2 separate regions of the Homo sapiens genome follow, and region 1 is linked to region 2. A link is an interaction called in ENCODE POLR2A ChIA-PET data of the cell type or tissue named here. Cell type or tissue: IMR-90. All regions are shown on one strand.

Region 1 (5,000 bases), 98 kb after region 2:
CTCAAGTGATCTGCCCGCCTTGGCCTCCCAAAGTGCTGGGATTACAGGTGTGAGCCACCGCGCCCAGCCTGGAACTTTTATTTTTTTCAATGACATAGAGACTTCTGAGTAGAAATTTCTTCTGCTTGCAAATTGTTTTTCAGTGAACCCATGAAAACGATTGCTTCACAGTGTATGCTCCAGGATGGAATACAGTTCTTAATGTAGAGGGTGCACTAGCTCTTCCTCTCTCTGGGGCGGGTCATCTGTTGTACTCACTGCTCTGATTACATTCTCTAATATTTAAGTAGACCATGACCTGTCATGGTCTGGACGTGTGGCTAATTATACTTATCTCCTCATCTCGTCTTTAAAAAAGAATGATCTCAGATTCTTATTACCAAAGGACGTTGGCCTCCTTTGTAGAGAATACTTTGGGAAGGATCCTTCTGTGGAGTTTGATCCTGGGGACTCTGACTTTAGAGTTCTTGCTGATCTTTCCTCTCCCTTTAAGGGTAAGGATTAGTATATCTGCAGACATCTCCAAGCTTAAGCTTTGTTATTGTGGGCTTATGGGCAGCAGCTTAGCAACCATTTCAAGGCACTCAGCTGTCTCATGGGTCTGTCTCTGCTTGTCACTGTCCCCTCTTGCCCTCCTTCTCCTCCCTCTCACATTGCCCGTTCCCGTTCTTTCTTCCCTTGTCCTCTTACCCGTCTCCTCCTTTTTGTCCAGCATTCCTCTCTTTCCTATCCCCTCCCCGACTCACACTCCCTCTTGCTGCTTCCCTCACCCTCTTCTTTCCCTCCTCCTTGTCTCTTTGCCTTTTCTCCTCCTAGTCCCCTCCTCCTGACCCCTGCCCTCCCTCTCTCCTTTTGTCTTGGGAATCCTTTGTCCCTGCTCTGACCTCATCCCCTCCACCCCTACCCCCAGCCCTGTGAGCAGACCTCTCCAGCTTCTGATGGATGTTGTCTTTGGCTTTTCGCCAGTGTGTTTTTCCAGCTCCAGACCCTGTGTCTTGTTTTCTCCATGGAGCTGGGGGGGGGGCGGGGGGAGTAAAGGGGATCCTGGTTTTCATGGTCTCAGGCAGGCTGTGTCTGCAGCGTTTGGCCATTTCTGAGCCAGTCCCTGGCTTTGTTTCTTGGTATTTCCGGTTCTCCCAGTGGCCTGTTAGGATGACAGGACCCACCCCACCCCCCCGCCACCCCAACTCCCCAGAGGGGGCACAGGTTTGAAAGAGGACCATGCTTTGGTCTCTTAAGAGCACTTGATTACTTGACAGACGGCCTTCTATACCTTTCAGTTGGCAGGAAGCCACCTTTTTTTTTAAAATTACTTTAAAATTTATTATAAATAAAACAAAATTATTTCTGTGGTCAAGTTTACTATTTTGAAAATGGGAACTCATGTGTTTGTCATCTGCTGGTGGGCCCTGGGCCTGGGCAGAAGCCCAGCTTTCAGGTGGCCCAAGGCACTGGATTGTTTGATTTTGGATCTTAAAACTGATTTTGGAATTTTAAATCAATTTTTCAGTTCTGCCTCAGTGTCCAGTCTGTCCTTTTCATCCCCATCTGCTTTTCATTTTATTTATTTATTTTTTGAAACAGGGTCTTGCTCTGTCGCCCAGGCTGGAGTGCAGTGGCACAATCACAGCTCACTGCAACCTCTGCCTGTCAGGCTCAGGCAATCCTCCCACCTCAACCTCCCTAGTAGCTGGAACCACAGGTGCACACCACCACACTTGGCTAATTTTTTGTATTCTTGGTAGAGACAGGGTTTCACCGTGCTACCCGGGCTGGTCTCGAACTCCTGAGCTCAAGAGATCCACTTGCCTCGGTCTCCCAAAGTGCTGGGAATACAGAAGTGAGCCATTGTGCCTAGCCCATTGTATTTTCTTGAAGGCCATTTGAATATTGGTTGTGTTAAATGGAAGGACTTTTCTCTGTTTAAGAGGGCAACTTTCCTAGAAAGTAGAGTCAACAAATTGGATTTGCAGAGGTTGGGCTCTGGAGCCAGAAGGCTCAAGTTCAAGGCTGTCTGTGCCACTTGCCAGCTGTGTGTGGCTGTTTCTTGAGCTCCCTGGTAGAGCCGATGTGGGAGCCTCCTCCATCTGCATGGGGAGAAGGGGAGGTGCTACAGGTTAAATGCTTATTAATAAATGCTCTATTTGTTATTAAGAAGATTTCATGGCAAAGATCAACCACTGAAACAGCCACGAGTCTGCTGCCAATTTTCTCTGTTTTCTTTCCTGTGCTCTGTTTTTTTTTACTTCAATTACACGATTTCTCTGGATTTTTATGTTACCTTAGTTTTGGAAGCTAGAGCTACAAAACCAATGTGCTTAAGAAAATAAAAACTTTGCCAGCTGATGCTTGTGTGTTTTTTTAAAGATTTGTTTTTTTTCCTAATCAGGAAATTGGATGTGGCAATTTTGAAATGTGGTGATTAAAATTTTTCAAAGGAGAAATCTATTGTTACCATAAATGTATGCTCCTGAGGATGCATTTCATAGTGCATTACTTCTCTACAAACATGTATTTTTTGTTTGTTTGTTTTAACTGTATTTAGAAGCTGGACTCATGCTTCTGTTAAAGGAAACCTACTGTGGGAACTATTTGAGGGTAAAAATTTTGAAGGAGGAATCACATTATTACTCATTTAAACCATAAACCCAGGCCGGGCATGGTGACTCACGCCTATAATCCCAGCACTTTGGGAGGCTGAGGTGGGCAGATCACCTGAGGTCAGGAGTTTGAGACCAGCCTGGCCAACATGACGAAACCCCATCTCTACTAAAAGTACAAAAATTAGCCAGGCATAGTGGCGCGTGCCTGTAATCCCAGCTACTAGGGAGGCTGAGGCAGGAGAATCTCTTGAACCCAGGAGGCAGAGGTTGCAGTGAGCCCAGATCATGCCACTACACTCTAGCTTGGGCGACAGAGCAAGACTCAGCCTCAAAAAACCCCAAAAAACATAAACCCATTGTTCTCTGTGAGGTGGTGGGTCAGCATGGATCCGATCCTAGGTGGTGGGAAAACACCCTTTGCCTAATGCTAATGCGTAAGCTCTGGCTGCTGAGTACACCTTGTACAGACTTTGGAGAGATGGGAGTAGGGGGCATTTGCTGGACTTGAATTTACACCTGTGGTTGGGATCCAGGACCCAGACTGGGGAGTCCAGCTCTTATCCCCACCAGCAGTTATTCTGTGATTCTGAGGCAGTGCCATCTGGCTACCACCCTTAGCCAAGACTCTTTTACCTGGGATGGTTAGATATCAGGCTGCTGTGTTTAGTAAATTGAAACACTTTATAATGTGCTTTATTCAGAGTTACTGAGTTCTGAATCAGGCCTATATTCCAGGGCCATTGCTATAATTGCCTATTAGCATATACAGACAGTTTGAAAAATCTGTTTATTTGAGCTTTTTGCTTATGTGGACTTTGGATAATTGAGCAATTCAGTATATTACATAGCGGGAGTCCTTGTGCCTACACATCTCTGAGCCTGCAGAGAATGACTCTCTTCACCCTACCACTCTCTTTCCTATGTCAGGCCGGTATCTAAGCCAGTAATGTGTGTTCTGGGCCAGTGGTCCCTAAACTGAAGGGCAACCAGATAAAAACTGGAAACTTAACATGGGTAGCAGATTACCAAATTTGGAACCAGAAGCTTTGCTTCCTTGATAATCATGGTTTTGACTGAGCAACCTTTGCAATTTTATATCTTTTTGTTGATTTAAATCTTCTGTAGAGAACATTTAAAAAAAAAAAAAAGACCACACATAATTTTTACACCGTTCAGGAACTCCTAAGAGACCCTTAGGAGGCCATAACCTGGGAAGGTTGGGAATAGGGGCCACGTCTCTACGGCAGGGTAGAGTTAGAGGAATGAGGGTTTCGATGGCCCTTTGGCCATCTCGCCTGGCTGCCTGGGCTTCCCTTCTGGAGGGATTTATTGGCTCATCTAACAAGCCAGAGGATAAATGAGCTGGTGCCTAGAGTTCCTCTGACTTTAGTATCCCCACTGCTGGGAAGATGGAATTAAGAGGATGTCTACAGAATGCTTGGAGCCCTTCTGAAGGGAGAAGATTAATCACTATGTTTACCATTGTCAAGTCTGATGTAGACTAGAAGGCACAGTGTCTGCTAGAATTTATAGTACTTGCTTTGGGTGGAAGAAATGTAAATTTTTCCCCCTAAGACTAATTCCCCATCATAAACCCCTAAGCACTAATGGTGCTAATTGAGTAGTTTTCTCTTCCTTTTCAATATGTGCGTGCTTTTTGGTTATTGATTCTGGATTTCATGAGCTTTGGTATTTATTTCCTGAGTGCCCTGAAATTATTATTTTTTAAATTAGGATGGCCTCAATTTCATTTAGTTTTTAAGGGGTTATGGAAACTGATTAGAATGGAAGATACTCATAGATTTATCTAATTTAGGATAACATTTTAATACTTACTATTTAAATTCATTCTTTAAGTTAAACATGGCCAAGGTATTAGCTTGTACTTTTTAAAAGGAAAAGCTGTTCTAAAAATGCATAGTTATTGTGTACCTGAATTGTCTTCATATGTTTAATGGAGACAAGGGGAGTATAAATACTCTCACAAAAACTGATCTTTTTTTTTTTTTTTTTTTTTTTTTAAATCTGTCGCCCAGGCTGGATTGTAGTGGCATGATCATAGCTCACTGCAGCCTTGAACTCCTGGGCTCAAGTGATCCTCCCACCTCAGCCTTCCAAGAAGCTGGGACTACAGGTACACACCACTGTGCCCGGGTGATTTTTTTTTTTTTTTAACTTTTTGTAGAGATGGGGTCTTGCTTTGTTTCCCAGGCTGGTCTTGAACTCCTGACTTTAAGCCACATTCCTGCCTTAGCCTCCCAGTGTTGGGATTACAGGCGTAAGCCACCACATCTGGCCATAAAAGCTGATCCTTTAGCAGATCTGAAAAGTAGAAAAGTGGACTTAAGATTTACTTTTTCTAATTTCTGTCCCACACTTCTAGGTTTGGCATTAATT
Region 2 (5,000 bases):
TGTACTTATTTATTTTTGTAGAGATAGGGTCTTGCTATGTTGCCCAGGCTGGTTTCAAACTCCTGGCCTCAAGCAATCCTCCCACCTCAGCCTCCCAAAACACCAGGATTACAGGAATGAGCCAGTAAGCCCGGCTCACTCCCCCTTAAACATATTTCAGTTCCAGCTTTCATCCCCACCACTTTCTGAAACCACTCTCTTCAAGGTTATCAGTGGCCTCTCCATTGCCAAATCCTCAGTCCTCACCTTATTAGCAGCATCTCACACAAGTGGTTTCTCTCATCACCATATACCACTGACGTTATTTGACCTCTATGACATCCCATGATTTGGCCAATATTTTTAGTTACAGAGAACAGAATATATTCTGGCTAACAAAAGGACTTCTAAGGGGCCTACATAATTCCAGAATTGATTATGGGAAGTTCCTGAAACAGAATCTAGGCTCAATTTCTGGAAAGAATTCCCAAAACCACACCATAAAACTGAGCCGCCAGAGGAGCACTGGCCCCTGTCTCCATCAGAACATTAAGGAATCAAGACTCTGCCATCACAGCTATCACAGCTGTCAGCACCAAAGTGCTGCCTCTGCCACCAGTAGGAAGCCACCACATCCAAACCATACTGCCTCTGCCTCAAGATGTGCCGGCAAATGGATGGATGCCTTGGGGCCTTTACCACTTACATCAGTTTGGAATCCAAATGTCCTTCTAGTGCATCTAATTAATTTAATCACAATCCCACCTAGAACTCTGGCTGCAAAGAGTCTGGGAATTGCAGTTTGTAGCTCCCCAGAGCCTGAGGAACAGGAGAACATGCCAGAATGGGTGATAAGCAAACCAATTCACAGTTACCCACACTCTCCAGCTCCCCTCTCTCACTGGATGCTCCCTTTCACTCTCCTTTGCTGGGTCCTCCTTCTCCTTACACTTGCTAAATGTTGCAATGAAGGTCCTCAGTCCTCTTCTATCTTCCCTCACGTTGGCCTAATGTCTATATGCTGATGACATATGAATTTGACATATAAAGATACACAGCATTTCCATCCCTCCAGAAAGCACTTTGTGCCCATTTCCAGATGTCTTCCTTAAATTTACATCTCCACCCTGATGAACTGCCTAAACTGCAGACTCAAAGACCCAGTGTCTTCCAGTGGGCACCCAAAATTAAAATGCCCGAATCCATTCTTTTCCTAGTCTTTTTTCCCTCAGTGTTATCACCATCCTTCTTAGTCATGTAGGCCAAAACCCTAGGATAATCATTGACTTCTCTTTCACACCTCATACCCAATCCATGACCAAAAACGATCATCTGTACTTTAAATATGTATTCAGACTCTTCATTCATAGAAAGTCAAAACTAGCAAAATTAATCTGTGGAGTTAGAAGTCAAGATCATGATTACCCTTGAGTGGGAAGAAAGAGACGGGCAGGGGGCGGGAAGGGCATCTAAACTACTGCTCATGTTATTTCTTGATTGTGTGCTGGTTACATGGGTGTATTTATTTTATGAAAATTTAAGCATACAATTATGGTTTGTATACTCTCCCGTATGTATATTTTACTTCAATAAAAAGATTCACTCAAAATGGAATGCATTTTAGTAATAAAGGAATAACTACAATACTTGCAATAACACAGGTGAATCTCAAAAACATCTTAAGGAAAAGAAGTGTGACACAAAAAAGTACATACCATAGGAACCCATTTACTTGAGGTTCAAGAACAGGCAAAATAATCTACAATGATAGAAGTAAGAACAGTGCTGGGGGCAGTGTTGAAGATGACATCTGGAGAGGGCAGGAGGCACTTTCTGGAGGAATAGACAGACTGTTTCTTGATTTGGATATTACATGACTGCATACGTTTGTTAAAAGTCATTGAACTACACACTACACTACTCGGGTGTGCCTTAAGACCCCAAAGATCCCCTAATCACACTAACACCTGCACTAAATATTCCTTATTCTCTTGGAATCCAGTACATTTCCCAATAGTACTTGTTCTACTTGGAAAGGCATCAGTTTACCAACGTAGTGAAATTTTCCCTGGGGTTGTGCTATCCACCCTTATATCCAGCATTTGTAGTGTGTGTCACAAGTTGTATTCTCATGGTGAGATAGTTTCTCTGTTGTGATCAGGTTTCCATGTTGCGGTCAAAGGGCCAAGAGATTTAATTGGGTTAAGTTTTACAGGAGAGGGTGGCATTTGTTCTGGATCCTGATAAGCCTAAAAAGTATCACAAAGCTTCTTGTCTGAAAATTTCTCCCACAGTGGCCCTACTGTGGTCTTTGAAAAATCTCTATTAGTCACCCCCCTGAATTAAGCCTTTGACGGACTCCAAAATGCTATCAAAATATGATCACAGAAGGGGATGATACTTCAAGGAAAATGAATTTGTTACATTATCCAGCAGTGTCCTAAAATGAAGGAACAAGAGGGCTGGGCGCAGTGGCTCATGCCTGTAATCCCAGCACTTTGGGAGGCCGAGGCGGGAGGATCACAAGGTCGGGAGATCGAGACCATCCTGGCTAAAACGGTGAAACCCCGTCTCTACTAAAAATACAAAAAATTAGCCGGGCATAGTCCCAGCTACTCGGGAGGCTCAGGCAGGAGAATGGCGTGAACCCAGGAGACGGAGCTTGCGGTGAGCCGAGACTGTGCCACTGCACTCCAGCCCGGGCGACAGAGCGAGACAGGTAAATTATGACACCTGAAAGTGTGGTTATGAAAAGGTCAAAAGCAAGGGAAAGTACTGAGGAGGACTGTCAACGCGACAGCTGAGAACAGCCAGTGGGGAGCATGATGGTAAATGCTATATGGAGAAGAGGAGAAAAAAGGCCATGAAGTCAAACTCTTCCTTACATGTAATTATTTTCTCGGCTTACCCTGCTGGCCTCCTCAACTGGAGAGGGGGCATTGGTACCATGATCCAACAGATCTGAACCAACTATAGATCAGGATGATACTGACATCATAGGCAATTGTGAGAAGTGAATGCACCCAGCACACTGGCTGGAACATATTAGATATACTCAATAAATGGTAGCATATGATGAACTTCTGCAAAGGAAAAGAGTAGAAATGCTTCTGCAAGGTATGGGACACAGGAGTTTCCAAGAGCTAAGACCCCTAAAAAGCAGGGACTTGGACAACCATTTGAATGGAGTGTTTATACATGCCTTGATTCCTCTATCTCACCTTTCTTACCAGATCATAAGCTCAAAAGTACAGGATCATTTCGCCCTCTAACACAGCAGACACTCAACAATACGCTTTTGGTGTTGAAGTGAGTGAATGAATCTTGGAAAAAAGAGAGGCTTCCCCAGGCTCTATAAATCAGGAATAAGGCAAACAGAAAACAGTGGCCTTTCTATATCCATTAAAACTCTTGCACATGCTGAACCTGCCCTCATCCTTCTTTCCCACACGTGACCGACCCCACATCCCTCTTCTCAACTCTCTTCCAGTTCTGGGTATTTCCCTCTCCATCTATGTGTTCTCTATGTATTTCTTGTTCCATTAGTGACTGTGACGTAAGAGACATCATGAAAGAATATTTAAGCCAGGCGCAGTGGCTCATACCTGTAATCCCGGCATTTCGGGAGGTCGAGGTGGGCGGATCACTTGAGGTCAGGAGTTTGAGGGCAGCCTGGCCAACATGGTGAAACCCCATCTCTACTAAAAATACAAAGATTCACTGGGCATGGTAATGTGCACCTGTAATCCCAGCAACTCAGGAGGCTGGGGCAGGAGAATCGCTTGAACAGGGGAGGCAGAGGTTGCAGTGAGCCAAGATCGCACCACTGCACTCCAGCCTGGACGAAAGAGTCTGGACTCTGTCTCAAAAAAAAGAAAGAGTGTTTATTAAGTGTCAGGCACTATGCTAAATATCTTATTATCTTAGTAAAAGCTAGATATGTCAACAAAATGCAAGCAAATTGAATTCAGCAGTATATTAAAAGGATTATGCACGATAACCAAGTGGGTTTATTCCTGGAAAACAAAAGATGGTTGAACATACGAAAATGTAATATACCACATTATGAAGGGGAAAAAAACGCATGATCATCTCAATTAATACAGAAAATGCACTTGGCAAAATTCAACAACCTTTAAAAAAAAAAAAAAAACTCCAAAAGCTAGGAATAGAAGGAAACTATCTCAACATAATAAAAGTCATATATGAAAAACCCAAAGCAAACAACATACTCAATGGTGAAAGAGTAAAGCTTTTCCTCTAACATTAAGAAGTAGGCAAGAATGTCTGCTTTCTCCACTTCTAGTCAAGAAGGTATAAAAAGTCCTAGCCAGAGCAATTACACAAGAAAAAAAAAGGCATCCAAATTGGAAAGGAAAAAAGTAAAATTAACTCTGTTTGCAAATGATGTGATTGATTTTATATGTAGAAAACCCTAAGGCCAGGCGTGGTGGTTCAGGCCCGTAATCCCAGCACTTTTGGAGGCCAAGGTGGGCAAATCACCTGAGGTCAGGAGTTCGAGACCAGCCTGGCCAACATGGTGAAACCCCGTCTCTACTAAAAATACAAAAAAATTAGCCAGGCGTGGTGGCAGGCACCTGAAATCGCAGCTACTCGGGAGGCTGAGGCAGGAGAATCGTTTGAACCTGGGAGGCAAAGGTTGCAGTGTGCCAAGATCACACCACTGAACTCCTGCCTGGATAGACTTTGAGACTCTGTCACACACACAGACACACACACACACACACACAAAAAGTAAAGTTTCCATAAAATAAACTGTCAAAACAAAAACAAATTTTGCAAAGTAAAATACAAAGTCCAGGTCCAACACTTAAAGATTAGCGGAATTTTTTTTTTTTTTTTTGAGACAGCATTTCACTCTTGTTGCCCAGGCTGGAGCGCAATTACACGATCTCAGCTCACTGCAACCTCTGCCTTCCAGGTTCATGCGATTCTCCTGCCTCAGCCTCCCAAGTAGCTGGGATTACAGATGCCCACCACCACACCTGGCTAATTTTTAT

The links. ChIA-PET counts read pairs that join two places held together with the same protein. Peaks named below come from ENCODE experiments on the same cell type or tissue, not always from the same donor. Only the 100,000 strongest peaks of a DNase experiment are listed, where the experiment ranks them.
Region 1: POLR2A ChIA-PET joins it to region 2 with 13 read pairs; 5 of 35 experiments call an interaction of 5 or more read pairs at or near these places.

What each region holds. Positions count from the first base shown.
Region 1 is chr3:42,042,602-42,047,601 of GRCh38, forward strand. It overlaps a transcript of TRAK1 not described here. Among named protein-coding and RNA genes, the nearest start is that of TRAK1, 46 kb to the right of the region's middle. RefSeq lists enhancers at 260-529, 756-1,050. In IMR-90, no CTCF peak of the experiment used is centred here; a DNase peak (open chromatin) is centred at 2,620; H3K27ac peaks cover 643 bases.
Region 2 is chr3:41,944,607-41,949,606 of GRCh38, forward strand. All of the region lies in intron 2 of ULK4 (unc-51 like kinase 4), which reads right to left. Among named protein-coding and RNA genes, the nearest start is that of ULK4, 15 kb to the right of the region's middle. In IMR-90, no CTCF peak of the experiment used is centred here; no DNase peak of the experiment used is centred here.